Regions from separate parts of the Homo sapiens genome. Here region 2 is linked to region 1. A link is a loop called in an ENCODE intact Hi-C map of the cell type or tissue named here. Cell type or tissue: HCT116. All regions are shown on one strand. Each heading gives the region's core, and the rest is flanking DNA. Links, peaks and the distances in the headings are about the cores only. Region 1 overlaps CRYZL2P-SEC16B (CRYZL2P-SEC16B readthrough). Region 2 overlaps ASTN1 (astrotactin 1).

What was found. Hi-C counts contacts between places; a loop is a spot of excess contacts. Peaks named below come from ENCODE experiments on the same cell type or tissue, not always from the same donor. Only the 100,000 strongest peaks of a DNase experiment are listed, where the experiment ranks them.
Region 2: it touches region 1 in a loop (15-fold over the local background); 7 of 110 quality-filtered maps call a loop at or near these places.

The regions. Positions count from the first base shown.
Region 1 is chr1:177,940,029-177,952,335 of GRCh38, forward strand. It overlaps CRYZL2P-SEC16B (CRYZL2P-SEC16B readthrough), which reads right to left. Exons shown (of 32, transcript NM_001356506.2): 18 at 11,886-11,967; 19 at 7,797-7,914; 20 at 6,392-6,503; 21 at 4,533-4,638; 22 at 1,872-2,012; 23 at 582-686. It overlaps SEC16B (SEC16 homolog B, endoplasmic reticulum export factor), which reads right to left. Exons shown (of 26, transcript NM_033127.4): 12 at 11,886-11,967; 13 at 7,797-7,914; 14 at 6,392-6,503; 15 at 4,533-4,638; 16 at 1,872-2,012; 17 at 582-686. Among named protein-coding and RNA genes, the nearest start is that of SEC16B, 24 kb to the right of the region's middle. In HCT116, for the core only: CTCF peaks have their summits at 6,131 (motif pointing left) and 8,512 (motif pointing right); DNase peaks (open chromatin) are centred at 6,103 and 8,483.
Region 2 is chr1:176,942,391-176,954,697 of GRCh38, forward strand. It overlaps ASTN1 (astrotactin 1), which reads right to left. Exons shown (of 23, transcript NM_004319.3): 12 at 6,795-6,961; 13 at 3,536-3,730; 14 at 1,501-1,628. Among named protein-coding and RNA genes, the nearest start is that of MIR488, 81 kb to the right of the region's middle. In HCT116, for the core only: a CTCF peak has its summit at 6,837 (motif pointing left); a DNase peak (open chromatin) is centred at 6,801; H3K27me3 peaks cover 1,581 bases.

The DNA.
Region 1 (12,307 bases), core at 1,448-9,447:
AAACTGTAGGCCTCAGCACGTGCAGCAGATAGAAGGGGTAGAGGCTGTGTGTGCTTTAAAAAATCCACCCTGTCTTTTCTTCAGAGCAGAATGGGAAAAAGAAAATGGAGGAGGCCCTGTTCCAATTACTGTTCCAATTACAACCAGCAGCTTTTGCAATTGTCAGAACAAAAAGGAAAAGGCCCGGAAGTCTTTTAAGCAATTGCCCCACATTACATGAAAGTGACACTGGTCCACTGTGATCCATTGTTCCTAGCGGAGATGGGGAAGCTTTGATGGTCATGAAACATATTCTCTGGGGCCTCAGGGAAGGATGGCAAGAGTGACTGGGAAGAGCACCCCACCGTGTCACATGCGAACATAGGAAAACGCTTCCACACAGGGGACAAGCAGTGGCAGGGAAGCTGAGTCCCACCCCTTGCGCAGACACCAACTGTGCCTCATGGGTGATGGGAGAGACCAGGGTGAGGCATGGGGACCAGGGACTTGCTAATGTCAGTGCCTACCTGTTCCATGTCTAGGGGTGGGAAGAGGGAAACAAAGGCCAGTCCCCCCAACGCCCTGGCTCCAATCCCACTCACCTCCAGCTGCCTCCGAAGTTGCGCTAGCCAATCTGGCTCCAGGTCCCTGTCTCCACTGCGTCTTTCTAAAACCAGAGGATCTGACAGCTTCAGTTTCTCTGCTAGCTGTGCCAGGTTTCCAGATGGGTTAGGGGCAGAAAGTAAGAGAGGAGAGGAGAGAGAGGGAAGAGAAATGGAAAGACAACGGGGAAGAGAAAACAAGGAAAAAGGAGAAAGAGAGCCTTAACTAACTTGTAAATTACATTATAAAAAATAATCGAAAAACAGCAAATTCAGCAGATATCCTCCCAAAATTGCAACATAAATAAACAACCCGTCTTGGGTGCTAGATTCTAAATAAAATATGAGGAGAAACAGTTACTCAGCTTCATTTCTCTGCAAAGCTGTCTGCTCTGTAACAGTGTTTCTCAAACTTAGGGTATACATAGGAATTTTGTTAAAATTCTAATTGTAAACTTGTTAAAATGCTAATTCTGATTCCATACGTCTGGGCAGGGCCTAAGAGTCTGCACTTTTAACCAGCTCCCAGGTGATGCTAATGTTACTTTGTATTTCAAGGATTTATTCCATAAACAAGTTTTAGTTACTGAAACTTTTCTAATAATTCATTCTGGATCCCTGAGCTCCTTGCAACCATCAACCTGTTGGCAGAAACTTCAGGGTATGGGGAGGCTCACCACCACAAATTTTATACGTTAAAGAAGCCAGCACTTGGGCCTCATCTATGGCAAAGCAAAAATTTAAGGGTAGGCTGCTTTTTTACTCTCTAGCTAATGGATTTTTCTTCAATTAATTGAAACAACTATTTGCTTGATTGTTGTTTTCTTTCCTAGGAACTAAAGGTTGATATGTTTTTGTTTTCTATTTTAAATGTACCTCACATGTGACAAAATATTCCATGCATTTAAAAGCATTTTAATAAGGATCATTTACTCTTTTAATCACTAAAATATATTTTCTAAGCCCAGCTTTTATAATTAGAATGGTTCACCGTAGCATGTAGTTTTACTGTACCAGAAAAGCAGATGCAAGAATGAATTTCTTGAGTAACACACACATGGTTTCCAGTCTCCAATCCCACCACCACCCGCCCAGAGAAGATCCTTCTTTGTGTAGTGTTGGGCCTCTGCTTATCGCATCTGGGCATGCATACATGGTCAAAGATGGCCGTGGGCTCCAATTTTATGGCATGTTCAAAGAAGATGAAATGTAGAGTCTAAGCTGCTCTACGATGGCTTTCTCTGAATAGTGAAGATAAAACAACTGCACAGAACCCTTTGAGAGGCTCACCTTGATGAGTTCCACTAATAGCACAGGGTGACTGCTCTCTCCCTGGCTCAAGACAGCTGCACCAATGGCTTCGCAGTAATGCAAAGCCTGGGACACGAGGCCATAATCTGCCAGACGGGAAGCATAAAGGAGCTTATACACCTGTGAAGAGAAAAGAGTCAGTGACTAGTCCATCCAGGCAGGGAGAGAAGGAGAAAGAAACATAGATAAGACTTCTTGGAAGTCAGCTGTCAGTTTCCGCTAACTCTGGCATCCAAATACCAAGAGGCTTGTGCCATTTGGAGCATTTTATCTATGCACGGGCACAACTCCAAATCCAGCCTGCAGTTCCTGCATTACAGAGAAAAGAACAGGAGTCCCATCCGCTCAAACTTCCTAGGTCCTGGTCACCATGCAAAGTGCACTGGAGTCCTTATTTATTGGGTAGCCCCACATATCCAGAGAGTCTGATGTAGAGGCATAGCACCAGGCACAAGACGGACATTAAAAGAAGCAAAAATAGCCCAGGTGTGCTGGCTCATGCCTTGGGAGGCCGACGCAGGTGGATCACTTGAGGTCAGGAGTTTGAGACCAGCCTGGCCAACATGACAAAACTCCGTCTCTACTAAAAATACAAAAATTAGCTGGGCATGGTGGCATGCACCTGTAGTCCCAGCTACTCGGAAGGCTGAGACAGGAGAATTGCTTGAACCCAGGAGGCGGAGGTTCCAGTGAGCCGAGATCATGCCACTGCCCTCTAGCCTGGGCAACAGAGTGAGACTCTGTCTCAAAAAAAAAAAGAAGCAAAATTAGACCCTAGTGCAAAGGGCGTCAAGCTAATGGAGAGTACTGAGAAAAACAAGTAAGCGCTCGTGAAAGCATGAGTGGCAGGGCAGGATCAAGTGTGAGGGCTTTGGTATCAGACAGACCCAAGTTCAAATAAAAGCTCCATGCGAGGTGTGAAACATTGGGCTAGTTACCTCATCTCTCTGTGCCTCGGTTTCCTCTCTACAACATGGGAATACTACTACTACCTACTCCCTTGGTTGTTATGGAGATTAAATGAGATAATTCAGGTAAAGTACTGAGAACAAACCGCATGCAAGAGATGAGGGCCGATAGCATGTTACCCTTCCGGGCCTCCGTTTTCTCTTTCGTAAAAGGAAGTTAATCATGCCTACCTCACAGGATTCGAAACAATACACAAGAAGAGTAATGCCACAATGCCAGGCACGCAGAAGCTAATCTCATTACTATCAGCCCCAAGCAGCACCAAAATAACTGACAGGTGGGATGAATAAAGAAAGGAAAGAAAAAGAGACCAAAGAGCCGGTCGAGGAACTGCAAAGAGGAGCTCATGGGGCAAGGTTTTGCTGGAAAAGGTGAGTCTTTGGCAAAGCCCTTAAAAAAGAGAAGATGCTATAGGACAAATGCCTAATGCATGCAGGGCTTAAAACCTAGATGACAGGTTGATAGGTGCAGCAAACCACCATGGCATATGTATACCTATGTAACAAACCTGCACATTCAGCACATGCATCCCAGAACTTAAAGAAAAAGAGAAGAAGCTAATTGGGCCATTTCTCTATGACACAGGATTTCACTTTCAAGGCTTTGTGTTGTGTGTGCATGTTGTTGTAATTGTTGTTGTTGCTGCTGCTGTGTGTACCCTCGACACCAAGCACTGAAGGAGAAACAAGGAATCGCTGGAAAATGTCTCTACCTAAAGAAGATAACTAAGGTAGGAAGATAAGATACCTGTGCATAAAAGTCAAGAAAACACAAGGCAGCGTGAGCTCAGTGTCAGTGGGGGGCCCTGGATTCGGCTGTGGGAGCCACACTGTGCCTGCCATGACGTCAACGCCGAAAGCAGTTGCTGTGTGCCAGGCGCTGTTCTCGAGCATTAAGGAAACTAACTCGATTTCATGCCAGCTCCATTACAAGGCACCACTCTCATCCCATTTTACAGCTGAGACCACTGAAGGCTGCCATCTCAGTCATACTCGTAGGTGTGGCCCAGGTAGTCTGCATGGAGGAAGGGATGGTGCTGGACGTCAGAGCTCACAGAGGATTTAGACGGAGGAGGACACGATGTCAGCACTGGTCTTTACGAATGTAAGGTGACAACAGCATCATGTAGAAACGTTGAGAAGAGGGCGGAAACCACAGTATGGACACCACCCACACAGCTGATGCTCTGAGTGGGACGAAGAAGGGTGAGGGCGGAGGTAGAGGACAGAGGATTTCAAAAGAGGCCGGAGAAGGAGTGCGGAGCAGAGGGAGGGTGAGCAGACACTGGGCTGGGCCTGCGCTCCCACTCCCTCCCACAGGACAGCTGCGGAGGCTCAGAAGAAAGGGAGAGCTGTCTGGAGAGATGGGGAGAAGGAGCTGACAGCAGGAGTGAGGCACAGGCCGGGGCGGCAGGCAGGACGTTCAAACATCAGCAGTGAGGCAGGAGCCTCCAGCAGAGAGGCCTCTGCAAGGTTTTGCCTTCATATTATAAAATACAGACCTTTAGGGGACATAAAAAGAAATCCTACACCCTCCCACGCTTAAGCTAATGAGGAAAAGTTCAGTAGATAACTTAGCCCCAGGTACTAAGTGCCAAAAAGCAAAGCTGCAAATACAGCTGCCTGCAGCTGCCTGACAGTGACGGTGGTGGCCTCATCTGGGCTCAGTTACCTGGAAAGAAGGGATGAAGGATTTGGGGCGGCCCAGCATCTGACAGTACTCGAAGATTTCCGTCCTCTGGATTGCCTCAGTTGTTGCAAATTTCAAAAACTCTTGACTAAAACCAGAGAATAACAATAAAAGAGATTGAGGTGTGGGGGACGCAGGAGTTAAATCCTAGTGGCTCTCCAAACACCAGCTGCAGCCTTTCATGGGGGAGTTTCCATCCTGGGCTGATGCCTGCGGCGGCTTCAAGAGAAGAAGGAGACTCTGGGCTCCCAGAGTGAGTGTTTCACTTCCTCTCCCTCTCCCTCCTTGAGGCTGAGGAAGGAACAAAACAGAACTCTGCACCAGAGGCACTGGGAGGCGGAGGCTGCAGAAAAGGGGGGTCACCTGCCTTCTTGCTGAAGGGTAACTCAAGGCAGGCTACCTCGAAGGACACTGGGCCCTACTCTTAGACACACAGAGAGCTGGCCCCCATGCCCATAAAGCCTGTCATGTACCTGTGAAGGGCACCCCTAGTTTGAGCAAACTCGCACAAAAGAGGGGAGCCATGTAACACTCCGGGAGCACTGAGACCAAAAGGCATGGCAGAGCAGGTGAGGACTGCTGAGCCAGAAATCAAACACGGGTCCATACATTGGATGTTCATTCCACCAGTGAGGATGGGGACTGAGTGAATGTGATCTGGTTGGGGCAGGTGGTGGGCACAAGAGTCTCATGTGACCCAAAATTTCTCCCATCAACAACTTGCTATGGTGTTTAAAAACCACAATCACCAGGTTATTCCTGGGGGTAGGACTTTATTTCCAAGAATTTCCTCATTCAACATAAACCAACGTAAACATAGGAGGGGAGACATATTAGCCCATACACACTTATTGTACATTTGGCACAGAAGGGATTCTTTGACAAGCTAGCCATGTGCTATCAGAGACCAGGAACCTGGAAGGAACAGGCAATGAGCTGGGTACACTGCCTCAGTGGTAGGCAGTGTGGTGCAACAGTTAAAAGGGCTTTGCAGGCTGACTGCCTGGATTCCGAATCCAACTCACCCACACCCTCACTGTACCATCTGAGACAAGTTATTTCATCTCCCTGTGCCTTGGTTTTCCTCCTCCATAAGTGACGATTAAAATCTTTGCTTCACTTCACTTCTTCATAGGGTAAATGTGTAATAATTAAAGGAAATAGTGCAAAGAAAATGCCTGGCACAACGTAAGAGCTTAGTGACTCTTAACACGTATGGGGAGGGGGATAGAGAGATACAGAACAGGGAGGGCCTCTAGGGAGCAAATCGTTCTGTCCATGCATTCATTCACTGAGAGCTGATTGAGGGCCTCCTGCAGGAAAAGCCTAATGCTATGGCCAACAGAGAATGTCACCAGTGGGACTCTAAGTAGCTTGTGCACCAAGTCATTGTAGGGATGCTAGGGCCCCAAAGAGGGACTAAACATAAACTTCTTCCATTTTCCAGTTTTGCCTGGGTAGGCTCTCAGAACAGGCCCAGGGCTGCCTAACACGGACCCACAAGCCTCCACATGTAAAATGTTGTTTTTTTAAAGGAACAAAGTTAGCTTGTGGAGCCAGGGTGCCACCCAGTGGCCAAAGGGCACAATACCACACAAAGGCATCAGCCCACCTCTTTGCAGAGGAGGACCTGTGGCCTGAGGCCCCCGCCAATGCTGTAATGTGGGGCCCACGGGGCATCTCCTTGCACAGACCTGCACAGATAACAATCCCAAATAAGGGAGCCGGCGGTAGCTGAAATTCACATGAGAAAATGAAAAATGGATCCATAAAACCCAACAAGGGCTAAAACAGTCCCTTGGAAAATGTCCTTACTGTTTCCTTTCTCCCAGGTCGCATACCTGTGGCTGCTGCCCAGCAAGACCAGATGGTCTGTCTTCACGGTGTAGTGGCCAAAGGGCACGTGAGCCATGAGATAGCAGAAGTGAGCTGCCTCCACAAGCCCCTTCCCAGCTGCGGGAGGAAGAGAACAAGACCCAATCACGGAGCACACCCGTATGGGGAGCCATCATCTGGGTGGGATGGGAGACAGATGGAAGAGTGGCCTCGGGGGTCAGAGGGGAGAAGCCACATGGGACTAAATGAATGAGCCTTTCATAGCGTGAGTCACAGACCCCTAAACCCCACTCCTCCTCCCACAGCCCATTTGGCCTCAGACGTTACATTTCTCTTCAGCCAGAATAAGGCACAATTTCACGTTCTCCCTAAAGGACTTTTTACGAGGAATTCCCTAAACGTTTTAGTCTTTCCTCAGGGTGAAAAATGAGTTTGAAATGCCTGCACCTGAGCAAAGAAGGAGACTACTGAGAGTGGTCGTTCTTAAACTAGGCTTCCTGAGGCAGCATTGCTTTCCCTGCTGAAGTCAAACATAAAAATCATATTAATTACCAACATGTTTTGAAATGTTCTCCCATACATTTTCCACTGCCTCAAAATTGAGTTAATTCAGCTAGATACAATACCTAGCACAGTGCCTGGCCCCCAAGAAGGGCTCAACAAACATTAGTTCCCTTCCACTCAGGGTGCTGCATGGCCTCCATCTGACTTGGCACAACCTAACCCATAGCTATTAAAGTTTAACAGAGCAATATTTTAAAAAGCCTCATGGGAGCACCATGATTTCTGGATGCTCTGCTTCTTGGCTAAATTTGAGAACCACTGATCTGGAACACTCAATAGCCCCCTAAGCGTTTATAAGGCCACATTCACAGAGAGATGATAGCAAGAAAGACTACAGGGTTAACCCAGAGTGGTTCAGGCAAAAACAGAATTTCCTATCTGATTGAACTGGGTCACTGAGAAATTTACAGCAACAGGAGGCAAGGTGTCCTATGCGTTAACTCCATCCACAGGGGAATCTGACCCAGGGCTAGAAAATCAGCTGCTGAGAGGAGACTCCTACAGCAGCAGAACACCAAGTCTCAGGGGCCTGGCCTGCATTCACTCACGGCAGAAATTCTGTGAAACAGAGAGGCAAGAAGGACACGTGTTTCCCTGGAGTTTCTTTCCCCAAAACATGGAGGCTCCTGGGTCCAGGAAAAGCCTAGGGCATAGACTCTGGCCCTACCTAGAACCTGAGAATCTAAGGGCAGGATGTTTAAAGCTGACCTGGACGGGGAGGGGAGGTGAGGAGAGGGAGGGGAGGTGAGGAGAGGGACGGGGAGGGGAGGTGAGGAAAGGGACAGGGAGGGGAGGGGAGGGAAGGGACAGGGAGGGGAGCGGAGGGGAAATGCTGGTGTCGCTTACCCAGGGTGTCCCCAATGGCAACAATCGCACGCTGATACAGCTCTGGGTCCCCAGCCTGATTCGACAGAATCACAGCCAAGTGAGGCCTCCAGTCTCCCCACTGCTTTTCTCCACAACACTGAAAAGCACCAGAAAAAATAAATGTACAATCATTTAAGAATGGCCAGATGTACATAAAGAAGGCTGTTGTCTATTTCCTGGTTCAGAAGTGGTCAGAGAATGCCCACTCTACCACCTGCAATGCTGCCATTCATTGATTTAGAGCTCTCATCTTTAAAAAAGTAAAACTGTCAGAAGGACACAGATAGACAGATACGTGTACATGCATACATACATACATACATTCACAGGGATATTGGAAAATGGATAAATAAAATGACATTGCTCACTTACTATTTTTCACATTTCTCCCCAGTGCCTGACCCCCAGATAGCTAGAGACAAAACTCAGAAAAACCCTGAGGCTTCAGTGGGAGAAGGAAGATCAAACATCCTTGGCTTATGAGTAGAAGAGGCCACAGCCTGTCACAGAAGTCGGGGGAACACGGGCCTGCTTAATGTCTTACCAAATGCCTATGTTTTCTGGCTCTACAAAGCCCATTCACACACATCCTCTTAATCTTCACAGGAACCCTATGAAGTCTAGTTCCTACTGCCACTTTAAGAATAAGAAAATCAAGCCAAGTGGCCCAGCTAGGACGATGCAGAGGCAGCAGAATTCCACCAGGGGGCAAAAAAGAGTAAGCAGCGTGGTGGAAATGTACAAAGCCCCGCATCAATGGTGTTTTCCCCACAATCTCTCCCTAAGGCTGTCCTACTAAATAAAGGAGAATTTCAAGGCAGAAAATATCAATAAAGAAACAATATAATGTCATGGAAACAACACAGGCCCCAACTCGAGTCCTGCATCTTACTAGCTTACCTACCTTGAGCAAGTTTCTTAATGTCTCTGAACCTTTGTTTTCTCATCCCTAAAATGGAGATCGTAATTTCTACCTAACAGGTTATTGTTGATAATAAAATAAGATAGTTGTGTAAAGCACATCGCATGGTGCTTCACATTTGGTTTGCACTTAATCAATTACATGTAGGTATAAATACACACACACACACACACACACACACACAGTTGGAAGCTCAGCAGAGGAAAGAGGTGATTTGCATAGCCGCCTACCTTCCAATTTGTTATATAGATAGGTAGGGCAGAAGATTGCCAATAATAACTAAGATTTGGAGTTAAAACCATTCATAATTACTTGGTCTTTGTAATTATCCCAGGGAATAAAAGATGCTTTATTCAACTCCATTTTATACCCAGTCCTTGTTGATCTGGTCAATGCAGTGAGAAGAGGATGATAACAATAATGGTGATGATAAATCATAATAATAGCAGTTCTCATGTGTCACATCGAACCATGAACTATATCCTGTGCTAAGCATTTCTCCTACCAATAATCACATGTGCTAAGTCCTATTATGACCTGCATTTTAACATGTAAGCCAAACTGCTTCTTGCTGGATCTACAGAAACCAGCAAAAGGGAAGGAAATCCCTTGCTAAACACACACACACACACACACACACACACACACACACACACACACACAAAGAAAAACTTAGAGGTCATTATTCTGTCTCCTCGCTGGTGATTTGAAAAGATCACTATAAATCAGATCAATGGAGAGGCGGAGGGGACACAGTAGAGAGAGAGAGAGAGAGAGAAAGCACCAACATTTATTAATTAACGAAAATGGGCCAAGCATGATGGTTGATATGTTCAGATGTTCTCTCTCCCTTAATTTTCACAATAACTCTACTGGGCACCAAAATCCCCATAAAGATTAAAAACTGAGGCTCTGTGAAATTAAGACACAAAGCCAAGTTCCCCTGGCAGAAAGATGTACATAGAGTCCAGGTTAAACTTGTGTGAAACCCACGTCTGTGTTGTCCTGTTGCCATGCTTTTCCACCACCCCATTCATCACATGGAACTGAAGTCCAGCCTTTTAGTAGATGCTAAAGTGCTGGGAAACTCCCTAAGATCAAATACTGCATTGGCACATCACCTCTGGCTCCTCCGTTTTCTCATCTAAAAATAGGGGAAATTAAGCTAACTCTACTATTACAAAAAAAAAAAATGAACCATAGCTAATTGTATCATTTCCTGCATTTAGTACTTTGTGACATAATGCAATTCCATTCTGGAGCACAGGCCATTCCACTGAATTGTGAGGCACACTCTGTGCTACAAAATAGCCGGTTGATTTGATGATGGGGCATGAAAATCATTTCTCTTTTCTTGGAATTAGCCACAAGCCATAAGAAGGATAAAAAAAAAAAATGAAAAGTGTGAGGTCGATTTTTATTTAAACTAGTGTTCACCAAAAACCCAAGCCTCAAGATACGAGAAAAGGCTCCATTACCAAAAGTAATGGAGATTGGACAGACGTGCCTCCATGTCCCGGGAAGCCAAGAGGACACGAGGGAGAGGACCCCACAGCTCTCCCCACTGGCTGGAGAGCAGCAAAGGCAACTCAGGCTCACATGGAAAACTGGGTCCTGCAGAAAATGTCGGATGGCCTGGAATATGGCCTGGCCCATCCTCTGCACAAACCTAATATAAATAACTGGAAATAAAAATCCAGGGAAGAGTCAACTCCTTTAAAGTTATGTAATATGAGAAAACAAGCACAGAATGTATACAAATACACCCTAAGACAGAAAGAGGAAGGTAACATGAAAAATAGAGAGGAGAGAGAACATTCACTACAAAAATGTTACCACAAAACAAATGAAAAATTATCACCAAACATTTTGTCATGAATTTAAGTAAAATAATGAAGCAATTGCATCTATGAAGCAAGAGCATAATCTGAGTTACTAGAGCTCAGGAAATAGATGGTAGATAACAGGAAATGAATGTAATGTTCAGAGCTCAGGAAAAAAGTAGGGGGAAATTGAAGAAATAAAGACAGAAACAAAAGAGCACAAAAGTAAGAGACACCAGTGAAAACACAGTAAAGGACAGAGGAAGGAAAAAAGAAAGGAGGGAAGGAAGGAAGGAGGAAGGAAGGAAAGAAGGAAGGAAGGAAGAAAAGGAGGATGTAAAGGAGGGAGGGAGGGAAGGAGGGAAGGAAAGAAGGAAGGAAGGGAGGGAGGGAGGGGAGGGGAGGGAGGACAGGGAGGGAGGATGTAAAGGAGGGAGGGAGGGAGGAAGGAAGGAAGGAAAGGAGGGCAAGAGAGGAAAAAAGAGAATAAAAAATTATTAAAGAGAAAATTATAGATATAATTCATACGTGTATATATATGAAATATGTGTACATGGAATTCCTGAAAAGGAAACCAAAATAATGGGAACAAAACAAATATTGAAGGATATAATCCAAGAAAATATCCCTGAACTCTAACATATGAATGTACATATTAAAAGGGCATGCTATATATACCCCAAGGAAAAAAATCGATCCAGACAGTCAACACCAGAGCATAATCTAGTAAAGTGACTGGACGTCAAAGGTAAGGAAGGAATACTTTGGGGCCAAAAGATCAAGTCTCCTATAATGGGAAAACTATCAAGCTAGCCTCAGACTCTCAGCCACATCAACTCTAGAAGATTGAAATCGAGTATGTCCAGCTTTGAAGTGCCAGTGTGCAGTGGTGGGAAACATTCCTCCAGAGAAAAGAAGGGCAGCCCTGCCAGGGGAAGCCTGCAGAACAGGCACAGGTCCTCTTGCCATTCACAGCAGAGCAGGCAGCTTTGACATTTTGGGAAGGCCAAGGTCTTCAGAGTCAGACAGACCTGGACAGATCCTGACCCCACTACTCACTATCTCTGATCTTGGGTCATCTTACACCTTTGGAGCTCAGTTTCCACATCTGCAAAGCAGAAAGAATGTTTCCTACCTCTATGCATTAAACCAAATAATATGCATCAAAGCACTTAGCACAGGGCCTGGCACATGGTGATTAACAAACCATTAATATTATCATCACTTTTGCTCCTGAAAGCCATCAGTGCACTCCTGAGCAGTCCCCGCCCCCTCAAGCCCTTGGGATGCCTGGGTGATAAAGGAATCCTGTCATAGGGGTACCGTGGCTGCCTGTGGAATCCTCCCCGACATGAGCTGGAAGAGGGTCTGCAGTGGGTCATTGAGCGCCAGCGTGCTGGTGAAGCTGCGGAGAGAAGGATAGTCAGCGAGGACCAAGCCCAGGGAACCTCTTTACCCATTGCCCACAAGGCTCAGGGCCTTGCATAATTCTATTAGATTTTGGCAGCTTCCTTAGGAACATGAGCATCGCTTTGCTTTCTGCTGTGCCTCTGTCACAGCCTCCTCTGGGGAGAGATGGCAGGATCCTCATTCTACCGCACACCCCAGCTAGATCTCATAGTTGAGGGTATTTTCTGCACCTTGGTCTTGATGGCCTAACTCTGGAATAACCATTTCTGTGGGCCTTCTTCCATCACTGAGATGACCCTCTGACATCTCAAAGGTCCCCTGGAGAGCCACAGCAG
Region 2 (12,307 bases), core at 2,025-10,024, 1.0 Mb before region 1:
TTATATCAGACAGACCTACATCTCTTCCCATTCAGGTCTAAACTCACATTTTTAACATAACTTGATGTCTGGAAGAGACCTACCCTTAGCTGAACTCATTCTTCAGAAAAGGAGGGAAAAAGGAGAGGAAGGTGTGAAAGGAAAATATCTTGGGCCCCCCAAATCACTAAGCGAAAGGGAAAAGTCAAGCTGGGAACTGCTTAGGGCAAACCTGCCTCCCATTCTATTCAAAGTCACCCCACTGCTCACTGAGATAATTGCATATCTGATTGCCTCCTTTGGAAAGGCTAATCAGAAACTCAAAAGAATGCAACCATTTGTTTCTCACCTATCTGTGACCTGGAAGCCCCCTCACCTCTTAGAGTCTTCCTGCCTTTGCTTCCAGTTGTCCCACCTTTCCCAGACCAAACCAATGTACTTTGTGTGTGTGTATATATATATATATGTATATATATATATATATATATATATATATAGATTGATGTCTCATGTCTCCTTAAAATGCGTAAAACCAAGCTGTGCCCTTACCACCTTGGGCACATTGTTGTCAGGACTTCCTGAGGCTGTGTCACAGGTGCACGTCCTCAACCTTGGCAAAATGAACTTTCTAAATTAACTGAGACCTGTCTCAGACTTTCTGGGTCTACAAAGGTATTGAATAAGGAAGACAGAATGAATAGGGAGAAGTGTAACAGAGAAACGTACAAAGCAATCAGTGGAATTGAACTCATGTCTAGTCTTCTAGCAAGTGTTGCCAAATCTCAGTCAGCCGCCTCTCATTAGTCCATGGGACACCTTGAAGTCTCTTCCTTGGTCCGGGAGGTGCCAGCTGGGGGTCTTCAGAGACACAGGCAAGCATACCCAGAGATTCCTGCCTCTTCTAATTAATCTGTGTGTTTGTTCCACAATGAGTCTGAAGGAAGAATACTGCTGGGCTCAAAACAATACTGAGGGGCAGGCATTATTATCCCCATCTTATGATGGGGGACCATGAGGCCACATGAGACTCTATTGTCTAATGGCACACAGCTAGAAAGTAGCAGAGATGCAAACCCAGGGTCATGTGACAACAAAACTGTCATTTTCTATTTCCTCGTGATGCTTGGTAAATACTTGCCAGGAAACCCAACAGTAGCAATGATGGATATTTAGGTGAGAGTAGCAATCTAGCTTCTCTCTCTGCCTCTGTGACCTGGTCACTTCCTCTAATCCCCCAAGAACTCTAAGCAACCATTATCTTATTTGTTTTCAATGCATCTCTGTGAAACTAACAAGAAAATACACTATTAGGACCACTTTGAAGGAGATTATATGATAATATCAACAATTTTATTGAAAAATAATCCTACTAGCATTCAGTTTTATGGCTGAGCTTTTATTGTGTATGAAGGAAATCACTGGCTTAGAAACCAAAATAAGTGAGGTCAAATCTTAATTTTATGAAACTGCAGGGAGCTGCCTGTTTGTGCCAGTTGAATAAGGTTGAGAAGGCACACTCACCAGTCAGGAAGTCAGGGTCAGGGGTGGGCTCCGAGATCTCCTCTAGGCATTGATTCTCCAGGGGCACAGTGGCCACCACAAGACCATCTGGCAGTTGCTGGTCTAAACCACGAGCAAAGTTGTTTTGCCTAGAAAGAGGGTAGACCTTCATTTCTGAGTGTTCAGGTGAACCTGACTCCTTACTGAGCATTTTTTTTTTTTTTTGAGACGGAGTTTCACTCTTGTTGCCCAGGCTGGAGTGCAATGGCAGGATCTCAGCTCACCGCAACCTCTGCCTCCAGGGTTCAAGCAATTCTCCTGCCTCAGCCTCCTGAGTGCTGGGATTACAGGCATGTGCCACCACGCCCGGCTAATTTCAACCCACAATGTAAAATTATTATTTTTGTTGGGACATTGTCTCACTCTGTCACCCAGGTTGGAGTGCAGTGGCACAATCATAGCTCACTACAGCCTTGACCTCCTGGGCTCAGGTGATCCTCCCACCTCAGCCTCCCAGGTAACTGAAACTACAGGCATGTGCCACCACACCTGGCTAATTTTTTGTATTTTTTGTAGAGATGGGGTTTCACCATGTTGCCAAGACTGGTCTCAAACTCCTGAGCTCAAGCGAACCACCCACCACCTTGGCCTCCCAAAGTGCTGAGATTATAGGCGTGAGCCACAGTAAATGGCCTCCCAATGTAAAATTCTTTCTGAACCAAGAAGTTCCCCTCACCTGAACCCCACTGTAAATACATGTCGGAGTAAGACGTAATGGGTATGATTGGTGGGGTGAGGGCTGCGGAAATGGGAAATAAACCAGCTGAAAAGATCTACCAAAAGGGTAAAGACTATGCTTTCCTCTTTCCCAACTCAGTCCCTACTTCCTGACCTCCTCTCGACAAGATCTAGGCAGAGGCAGTCTCATTTCTAGACTACAGTGAAGACTTCAGCCACCACTAGATTAGTGATGACACCTCACTTCTTGCCTTTGGCAAACCAATTCCCAGGCTAAAAGGGGAAATGTTAGTAATGTCTCCTGTCTACAACAGAAAAAGCAGCTGATTCCAAAAACTGTCTTGAAAATTGACTATCAGTTTGCTCATGAGGGTCTAGGCCCAGGTTGCTGTCAACTGCTGGTCCATATCATAATACTGACATCCTCCTCCTCTTCCTCCTCTTCCTCATCATCATCTCCCAGAAAATATTTTCCCATGGGTTCTAAGAAGATGTATTTAAATAGTCCAAGGCAGAACAGGGACAGGCATTGAATGGAGAACCACCTAGAAATATTCTAAATCAATGGTTTGAAACATTTTATTCTCAGGACTCCTTTACACTCTTAAAAATAATTGAAGGCCCCAAGTAGCTTTATTATATTTATATAAAAAGGCCCAATTATGTCTATCAATATGTACAATATTAGAAGTTAAAATAGAAATTTTAAAAATTTATTAATTCACGTAAAAACAATGAATTCATTCAATATTAACATATTTTATAAAACATGAGAGAAGTAATATTTTATATTTTTTGCAAATTTAAAAAATATCTAACAATTGAAGATAGCTGGATTCTCATATCTGAATTCAATTTATGGTAATATCTTGTTTGGGAAGAAAATTCAGCTTTTCTGTAGTTGGAAAAGGCAGGACCTTGGATATGCCCTAAGAGGGTTCCTGGGACCCTTAGGTATCCTTGGATGACACTGTGAAGACTGCTGTTCTAGACTGACTCACACACTGATGCTTCCATTCATAGGGAAATGGAGCTTGAGCATTTTCGTGTGGGCTTCCATGCAAAATCTTCCAGTCCCTGCCTGGGCAAAGTAAAATCTCATTTAACACTTTACTGTTAATCCAAACTAAGCATGGTTCTTGGATTCTGGAAGAAGGAATGTAGACTTGGAGAAGACCAAGGGTAAGAATGTAGTCTATCCCTTTAGACATATCATATTTACCCTGCTCCAACATATAAAGCTTTATGCTAGTGCAAACTCTTTAGAGAAAGTCCACCAACAGTCTTGAACAATCAGTTCTATGTATATGAGGTTTACCTGAATGTTCCTTTCAGCACCTGTCCGGCAGCCACTTCCTTGGAATGGTTGTTGTAACCAAAGAACATCTCCCCAAAGAGGGTCTGGTTCATGGGAAGCTCCCTGCTTTCCCCACAGTCACTTCCCTCTGGACAGGTCTCCGTGATGAGTTGGCAAGAGCGTCCATCCACACCAAGCTTGTAGTCCTCGATGCACCTAGCACAGAGGAGAGCTCAATATAAGAAGTTATTCCATCAATGACCCATGCAGGCAAGTCAACCCCGTATATTGGGAGGAAATGCCTTTGACAGCATGTTGGATCACCAAAGATTAGATTTCCAAGTTATATTCCAATTTGATTTTGACTCATTGTTTTTTTAAGCCTGTAAACTGAGGCTCCTTTCATCATGTGATCAGACTAAATCTCTCACCTTTGCTGTGCAGAGAAGTGCTGTCAGAACTTTAGAGTAGCCTCTCCTCTAATAACTGTACAGTTACCCAAATAGGTCAGGGTAAGAATCACTGAAGATAAGCTTGCAAATGAGTTAGCACATTTAAATCCAAGATATTCTAGAGCTTTTCTTAAGAACCATCTACATGGTCAGACCCTGCATTTGTTTGAAGGGTAATAAGGCAGCAAAAGGAATGACACCATGCTTAAGAAATTAATAACTTTCTAATCTGGTCCTGTGATAAGTCAACTAAGAAATTAGAAAGATTTATCATCTCCTGGCACTGTACTGTTTGAATGTATCCAAACACAATATCAACCCATAAAAACTCCTCCTCCATTAGGAGTAGCCTTCCTGAACTAAATAGACCCTAGGGCACACAGTGTGAATGCCATGTGCACCATTAACCAACAACTGCTTCCTTGGCATCCTCCTCATTAGGATGGAAAAGCAACATCAATGTTAGTAAATATGGGTCAGCAACTCATAAGTCATTAATTGGACCTTATTTGTAGTTATAGTGAGAAGAATTTACATTTTTTAGCTAAAGTAAGAACTTTTCTCATAAGGCTGTCATTAAAAAAGAATATTGATTTAATCTGGGTCTCTCATTGGGCATAAACCAAATTTAGAATTTAAAGATGCTCATGATATTAAAGCACATCATTTATTCCTATCCACAGTCACTGTTATAATAAGATAAAGAACTCTGTCTTATGTAGAGGAACAAGGAATAATATAGCGAGAAGCAATATTGTAATAGCAGTGACTTTGTCCTTTACATGGAAACCTTGGGCCAGCTGATTAACCTCTCTGAGCTTCAGTTTCCAAAACTGTAGAAATGGGAAAAAAGTAGCTGCTTCACTGGGTTGTTGAGAAGATTGAGAGACTGCATGTAATGAGCTTATGCAGTGCCTAACACATAGCTAGTGTTCATTAAATATTACTATTTGTAGAAGTAGAGGTGCAAATGAGGCCCATGTTCATGCACCTTTAACTGCTTTTTCCATTTACCATTTATATATTTGTGTGAACAGGTGTGATTAGAGCTCTTTAATTATAAATGTATGTGATTTGGTCTTTATATAAGAATCTCAAATCAAGGACTTCTTCGGCACGCTATATATAGTACCTTAGATAGTGCTAAACACACGTGTGTCTGATTCTTATTGAAACAGGAAAGAAATCCAGTCCAGGTCCTACTACATTAGTCCAGGAAATAGATGTGACTCAAGATTCCCAGAGGATTCCATGACACCAGCTTAGGTCTGGGACAAGATAGTGAAGTGGTTCCTTCCTTGAGCAATAGCACAGTGTTTCTAGGAAGAATTCTGAAGCTGGCTGGTTCCCTCTCAGTCCACCTTGAACATCTGGACAGCTTCCCCTTTCACACTGCCTCATCTTCCTCATTCTCCTGACCATGTGTCCCACTGTAAACTCCTTTGAGGGGAAAGATCAGGTCGGGTATCCTGTTCTTTTTCCAACACCTGACACCCAGGGTTCTCTGTGCAAAGTAGGTGCTCAAATATATGTTTATTAAATAAATACATTTATATAACTTTGGCTGAATTGACCTCTATTAATTGAAATGGGTCAACCCTAATGATAACATTACAGAGAATATTAAGATATAGAGCAAGCTTCCATTTATGGTATGAGAGTTTACAAGAAACTGAATGTGAAAATGGTTCAATTACAAAGAAATAAAATGAAACACAATAAAATAACATTACATGATTATTCAGCAGGCACTGGCTTTGGGCAACAATCCAGCCTAGTTTTATGACTATAAACATTGATTATCATTGCAAGCCTATCAGACTGTGAGATCCTTGAGGGCAAGAACTATATGTTATTTATCTTTGCAGCTCAGTGGTCGGCACAGTTTGTGGCATAAAGTAAGTTCTGTCCTTAGCAGGTCGGAAGAGAGAGGGGAGGGGAGGGAGAGGGGGGAGAATGGAGAGTGGGGGAAGGATAGACAAGCTAACTATGGCTGTAGAAGAATAGCTGAATCTTTGTTTACTTTATAAATATAGCATAAAATGTCTTTAAATATAATTCCAGTCAGCAGTATAAATTTAAATTTCCAGAGAACCACAGAACTTTTGAAAAATCAGGGAGGGCCTGAATCCAGTCGTAATCTTCTCACTCACCATCTTCCCAGCTTTGAGGGAGTCACTTAACCTCACTGTGCATTAGTTTTTCCATCTGTAAAATGGGTTTGCATTGCTTGCCCTGCTCCCTCACAGAGTGATCCTGAGAAGAGATGAACTGAGGTGGGTGGGAGAGCCTGCCTGCAAGAAAGGGCTCTTCACACGGAGGAATCACTGTGCCTCAGGAGGAGTGGCTGCACACAGTGCTGGGACTTTGGGGGCAGAATTTAGAAAAGTTTCCATTTGTCCAAAGACCACCCCCCTTTTTTGAGAATTGACTAGTTTTGCACACTCTTTCCCGAGTTTTAAACAATAAAAACCTTTTGTCACAAAACACTTAATTAACATAGCCTTTCAAAACACAACTTGGAAAATGCTGGTTTAATTGGAGAATGATTTAAGTAAACCATGTAGTTAACTTCCCCTTGCAGGTAAATTCCCCAGACTCAGTTTCCCCATCTATAGGGGCTGGACTAGACTTAGGTCCCACACAACTTTAAAATGTTCCCCCTCGACTTTAAAAATGTTCCCCCCCAAGTCCTAGAGGCTCTTTCCTCAGAGACTAAGGGATGGCCTAGGGTGACCTATTCACTCACATTTCCTGGATTTAGCATTGAAAGTCCTGCGTCCTGGGACAGATGGACGCCAGGTGGCCTCGCTGGCAGCTCAACTCACCCACAGAACATGAGGATGTTATACAAGGTGGGGTCGTCCGGGAAGGGCGCCATCTGCTGGAGGCACAGCTGCTCACAGCCGCCGTTGAAGCCGTCGGAACAGTCCACCCCGATGTGGCGGTCATAGCAGCCAGAGCTGTCCTTCATGGGACTGAGTCCAGATGGGCACTGGCACAATCAGAAAACATCCACATACGTGGGTGAATCGGGGAACTGAGTTCTCTGGGAACTGAGTGTAACCACTGACACCAATTTGTAGCACTCAGCCTTGAAACTATTAACATTCGCAAGTAATCCATGAATTTCCTACCACAGCAGACTTCTTTTAAAAACAAGTGACCTTTTTTGACGTCTTTCTTCTTCTCTCTAGACACTGATCACACACATTTGCATTAAAGACACTTCCTCCAAAAAGGCTGGAAGAGAGCACTGTAGCAAGACACAGCCGAGGTGTACTGGCCTCCCAAATGGGCCTCTGGCTGGCAGGAGAGTGGAAGTGATGGGCCAGAATGAAAATGCATTTGCAAAGATTCCACTGGGCTACAGGAAGGAAGTGCTGCTCTTTGGCCTTGGTGGTACTATGAGTTTTTTAAGTGTCTAAAGCCCTTTGTCAACAATGGTACCAAATAGCAGTGTTGGGGGGAATGGACTGAGCCAGGGCTTCCAGCCTGAAGGAGGAAGTGAACATTCCCTGTAAGCTTAGAGGGGGGTTGCTCTCATAGTGGGAGTAGCTGTGTCATCACCTCCCTGTGTCAGGGATGCTCTTTGGAAGACACCTAAGACACAAGGGTACCTACTATATGGTCACCCACAGGTGCTGCACTTGGATTTGGCTGGATGCTTTTAATGCAAAATATTTAGCTTTTCAGCACTACCTTGTCCTCAGTAATATACTCCCCAAGAATTATAGCAAAGAGAATATCTAAGAAGGGATGTCTTTTCCCAGGAGAAGACAAAAGGACTTGGTGAGCAATTACAGCACTTACCCATCACCTATTATATGCCAGGCCGTGGTCTAAGGTGCTCACTAACTCATGTGATCCTCACAACACCCCCAGGAGGTAAGCAGTATGATCATCCCCATTTTGCATATGAGGCAACTGAGGCACAGAGAGTTTCACTTTCTTAAAGTCACACAGCTGCTCCTGGCAGAACCATGCTTGAACCCTTTGTAGGTTGGCTGTGGAGTCCGTAACTTAGCTGCTTCATCATTAGCACACACCACACTTAACCGTTTACACAGTAGTCACCGTTTACTGAACACTTATGAGGAGCTTGGCACTATGCTTAAGTACTTTAGGTATTTTATCTCACAATACCCTATATTATCCCTATTTAGAGGTAAGGACACCATTAACATTGCCAGTTAATTCACAAACTCTTCTCACTGCACTGGGCTCTGTTTCAAAGTCAATGACTTTTTTTCCCCATCCTGCACCTTCTGCTTGTGCAACAGATTCTGTACATTTGCATTAGAGCTAATCCTTTCTAATAGGCTGGAAGCAGGTAAATAACTTGCACAAGGTCAAGCAGCAGGAGTCGGGCAGAACTGGGGGTCTGTCCAGATCTGACTCCAATGCTGGGGCTTTTAATGACTATGCTGTATACATATCGCCAACAAGTTAACACACTCCTCCAAAACCAACACCAAACTAAAGCAAAACTTTCTAAACTCAATGAAACACAGTGTTAAACATCTCCCCTCCCTCCCTACTGCCTGGTTTGCACTTTCTCTTTGCTGCCAAGCACCTTGTCTTAGTAGCCCACAGCTGCTGCAGGTGTGCCTCTGAAAACTCACCTCTCCTTCCTCCTCTTTCTTAGTTGAAGATCATCACCAGGCAGGATATGCACTGTTTGCTAACACTAATTCTGTAACTTCCCAAACAAATGGCCCCCTGTGGGCCTGCCAGGCTCCCAGCCTGGTCCATCTCCCTTTCTCCCCATGAAGGCAGCTGGAGTGCTGGAAGGTGACAGCATTTAAAGAAGTTTCCAAGGGCTGCCTCGTGCTGTGCAAACCCAGCTGTTCCAGATGATGGTAAACAAGCAAATGAGGCAGCTGAGGATTGCCCCCCATGTTTTGCTAGCCTCCCACTAATCATATTCCTTGGCCACCCAGCTGTTAGGCCAGATGTGCCACCAGAAGGGAGCTGGCTTCAGCACTGTGCGGCTGCCCAGGCATGGATGCAGGATAGAAACCTGGAAGACATGGAAGTTTGATTGGAATTGAATGGGCTGCACTGGTTGCCATGAGTTTGGTTTATTTTTCCCTCCTTCTAGACAGCTTGCTAGAAGCCATTAAGCAGATAAAGTCAGTCCTTCTTTTATTCCCACCTCATATGGTTTCAGCCCTTGTACCACCTAGCTACCTCAGTCACTAGCCAGTAGTTTCCATCTTTCCAACCACCCGCTTTTTTCAGAGTTCTCCTTCAAGCATGATTTTTGACAAAGACTTTGTTGAATGAAACATGAGCAGGCTTTGTTTCAGAATTCCAAAACCACATCTTGCCTGGCTTTAACGTCTAGATGACCACTGCTATCCCAAATTGGACCAGCTGAAATTCATACTCTCTTAGGCAACTTGCAGAAAAGACAGTTAGCTGTCTTGTCCAGGTTTTTTATTTTTTTACTTATCAATAAAGCCAAAAATAGTATTAATAGCTATCAGAAATTAAGCAATTCTTTGTGTAGAATGGTCTACATATGTTATCTTCAACCCAATAACACAGGTACATTTCATCTTCTACAATTTAAAGATGAGGAAAATTAGACTCAGAAAGATGAGGTAACTTGTCTAGGGTCCCAGTGGTGGAAAATGGCATGATCAGACTTCGGGCCTAGATTGTCTGTCCTGAAAGCATGTGTGTTTTCCATCTACTCCGCCATGCTGCTTCTCTAGTATGATAAAATCTGGATTCATGAGAATCCCTAAAGAAACAAAGTCAATGTGTCAACAAAGCAAAGCAATCCTGTAGATTTGGTGATTGCTTTAAGGAATTCCCAGAGTGTGTTCTGGGGTCAATTATGGATTTGTAGATTCAGCCTAGTATTTTCTTTCTTTCTTTTTTTTCTCTCTCTCTTTTCAAACACACAAACACACACACACACACACGCACATGCATGCATACACACACATGAAGTACCAAAATACTGAGTGTAAATATTTTAGGACAAAACATTATAAAGTGTCCAGAGTGACGACCTTGATGGCGAGTCAAGATCCTCAATCACTGAAAAAGATGCAATTATCCCTACTGCACTGGAACTTGCTTAGGCTGCAGTTCAGAGTAAAACATTTTAGAAAGATTTCCAGAAAAAAAAAAGGCTAAAACCCAAAATAATTTTCTTCTTAACCTTTGGGAACCCGAACACACATTCTTTAAGGAGTTTCCTAAGGTATAAATTTGTTTTGTTTTTTGCCTGAATCTTCTTTCTGCTGTTGCATCCACATTCTGGGTTCCCTCAAAATCTATAGCTAAGTACAAAGAAACCAGAGTCTCCAAACCATGCCCTTCATCCTAGAAGTGTTTGTTGCCAGAGTCCTGTTCTCAGAAAGAAATCCTGCCTCCAGGAGAAGCATGCATTTTCTGTTTGCAAGGGCTGGATATTCTTTTCTCCTGGCTCTGGACAATGCCTCCACTTATTCCTTGAAAGAGAACTGTTTGATCAGGAGAGACCCCCAAGGTCATATATTAACCCTTCTTTGCATAGGTTATATTTAGCATTCCTAGGGACTTTATAAACTACAGGCTTAAGAAGAAAACTCCATTTATTATGGCAACAGCCCTCCCCTAACAAAAAGGTTGAGCAAATGAGCTCATATTTCAGTGACCCCTAAAATACACAAGGTTAATCACCTTTCGTGAGATGCTCATGGCTTCTTGACTTATTAGTGGTATAAGGCATAATTGGCTAATGAGATTAAAATGATTTTTCCCATTCAACTCCTTTTCTTTGTCATCTTTCCCCTCTTTTCCTACCAGTGATTTTTAGTTGATTAATTACTTAGGAGGCTGGTCAAATCTCAGGAAGACTCACTAAGATGCATACTTCCGTTCCAGATTATGAAGTGGGTGCTCTGTTGGGAGATGAGTATGAGAGATAAATACATGAACATATTCAGGGCCTCTGGGAGAAAAGGGATAGATTCTTGCAGCTGATCCTGCCTCACCTTACCTTAGATGATTCATAAGACATGCAACTATAATTCCTATTAGAAATGGGTTCTCTTTTACTAAATGGCAACCTCACTTCTTTTACAAATAATGATTCCCAAACTTTTTGATGGGCTCTGACATGCAGGCTCAAGCCATGCAGGACTTCTCCCAAGGGGAAAAGTTTGATGGAGTCAAATTTATATTTCAGCAGTGATAGCTTCCTGCCTCCATTTCTCTGGAAGCCTCTGAGGCACACTCTTCTGCTTACTGTCCTACAGAGAGAGAGATGGTAATCTGTGATGGTCTCCGCACATCTGTGCTCCAGTAGAGGTGAAATGACACATTTCATGGGAAACCATTGTAGATAGCATGTGGAGGGAAGGGCGGCAGGGTCACTGGGTAATTCAAAGCTCATTAGAGCATAATGCTCTGGCAAGGAAGGTCGTGTGTTCAATACATGAGAAAGTGGGCACCCGATTTCTCCCCTTCCATGGCACAGGCTGCTCACCTGTGTACATTCTTACGTCTTACAAAGCTAAGGCATTTTTTGGCCACTTTCAGAATGAGTGTGAAGTTAAAGAAGGAGCATTAGAGCATGGGTTTTCCTCTTTTTCATTGCATTAGAAATCATTTTCAAAGATTCAAACAAAATTTTATATGAAACCTCAATAGATAGACTTGATAAGGGTGAAGATATCCTGGCTAAAGCTCAGAGCAGGGAGGCTGAAGTCCTGCCAGCCAAGCCTGCTCCAATCCCCACTGCCATCTCCCATGGCTGCTCCCTCCAATGATGTCCCTGGCATAATCCTAGAAACCTGTGAAGATATCACCTCACATGGCAAAAGCGACTTTGCAGATGTGATTAAATTAAGGATCTTGAAATGGAGACATTATCCTGGATTATCTAGGTGGGCTCAATGTAATCACAAGAGTCCTTGAAAGCAGAAAGAGGAGGCAGAATTGGAGAGAGAGGGGGATGTGCTACAGAAAAATGGTCAGAAAAATGCACTGTTGCTGGCTTTAAATATGGGGAAGAGTCATGTGCCAAGAAATCTGGGTGGACTCTAGAATCTGCAAAAGGCAAGGGAATGGATTCCCCCTAGAGCCTCCAGAAAGAATTGCAGTCCTGGTGGCATTTTGATTTTAGCCCAGTGGGAACCATGTTGAATTCTCATCTATAGAGTTGTAAGTCAATAAATATGTGTAACTTATAGCCACTACATCTGTGGTAGTTTGTTACAGAGGCACTAAGATTATAAGTACTCTTGAAAGACCCTATAGGGCTCACTCAATAGACCAGAAAACTGCTGCTCTTGTATATCACCAGTAAGGAACACAGCTCTTACCTTGCACACTAAGA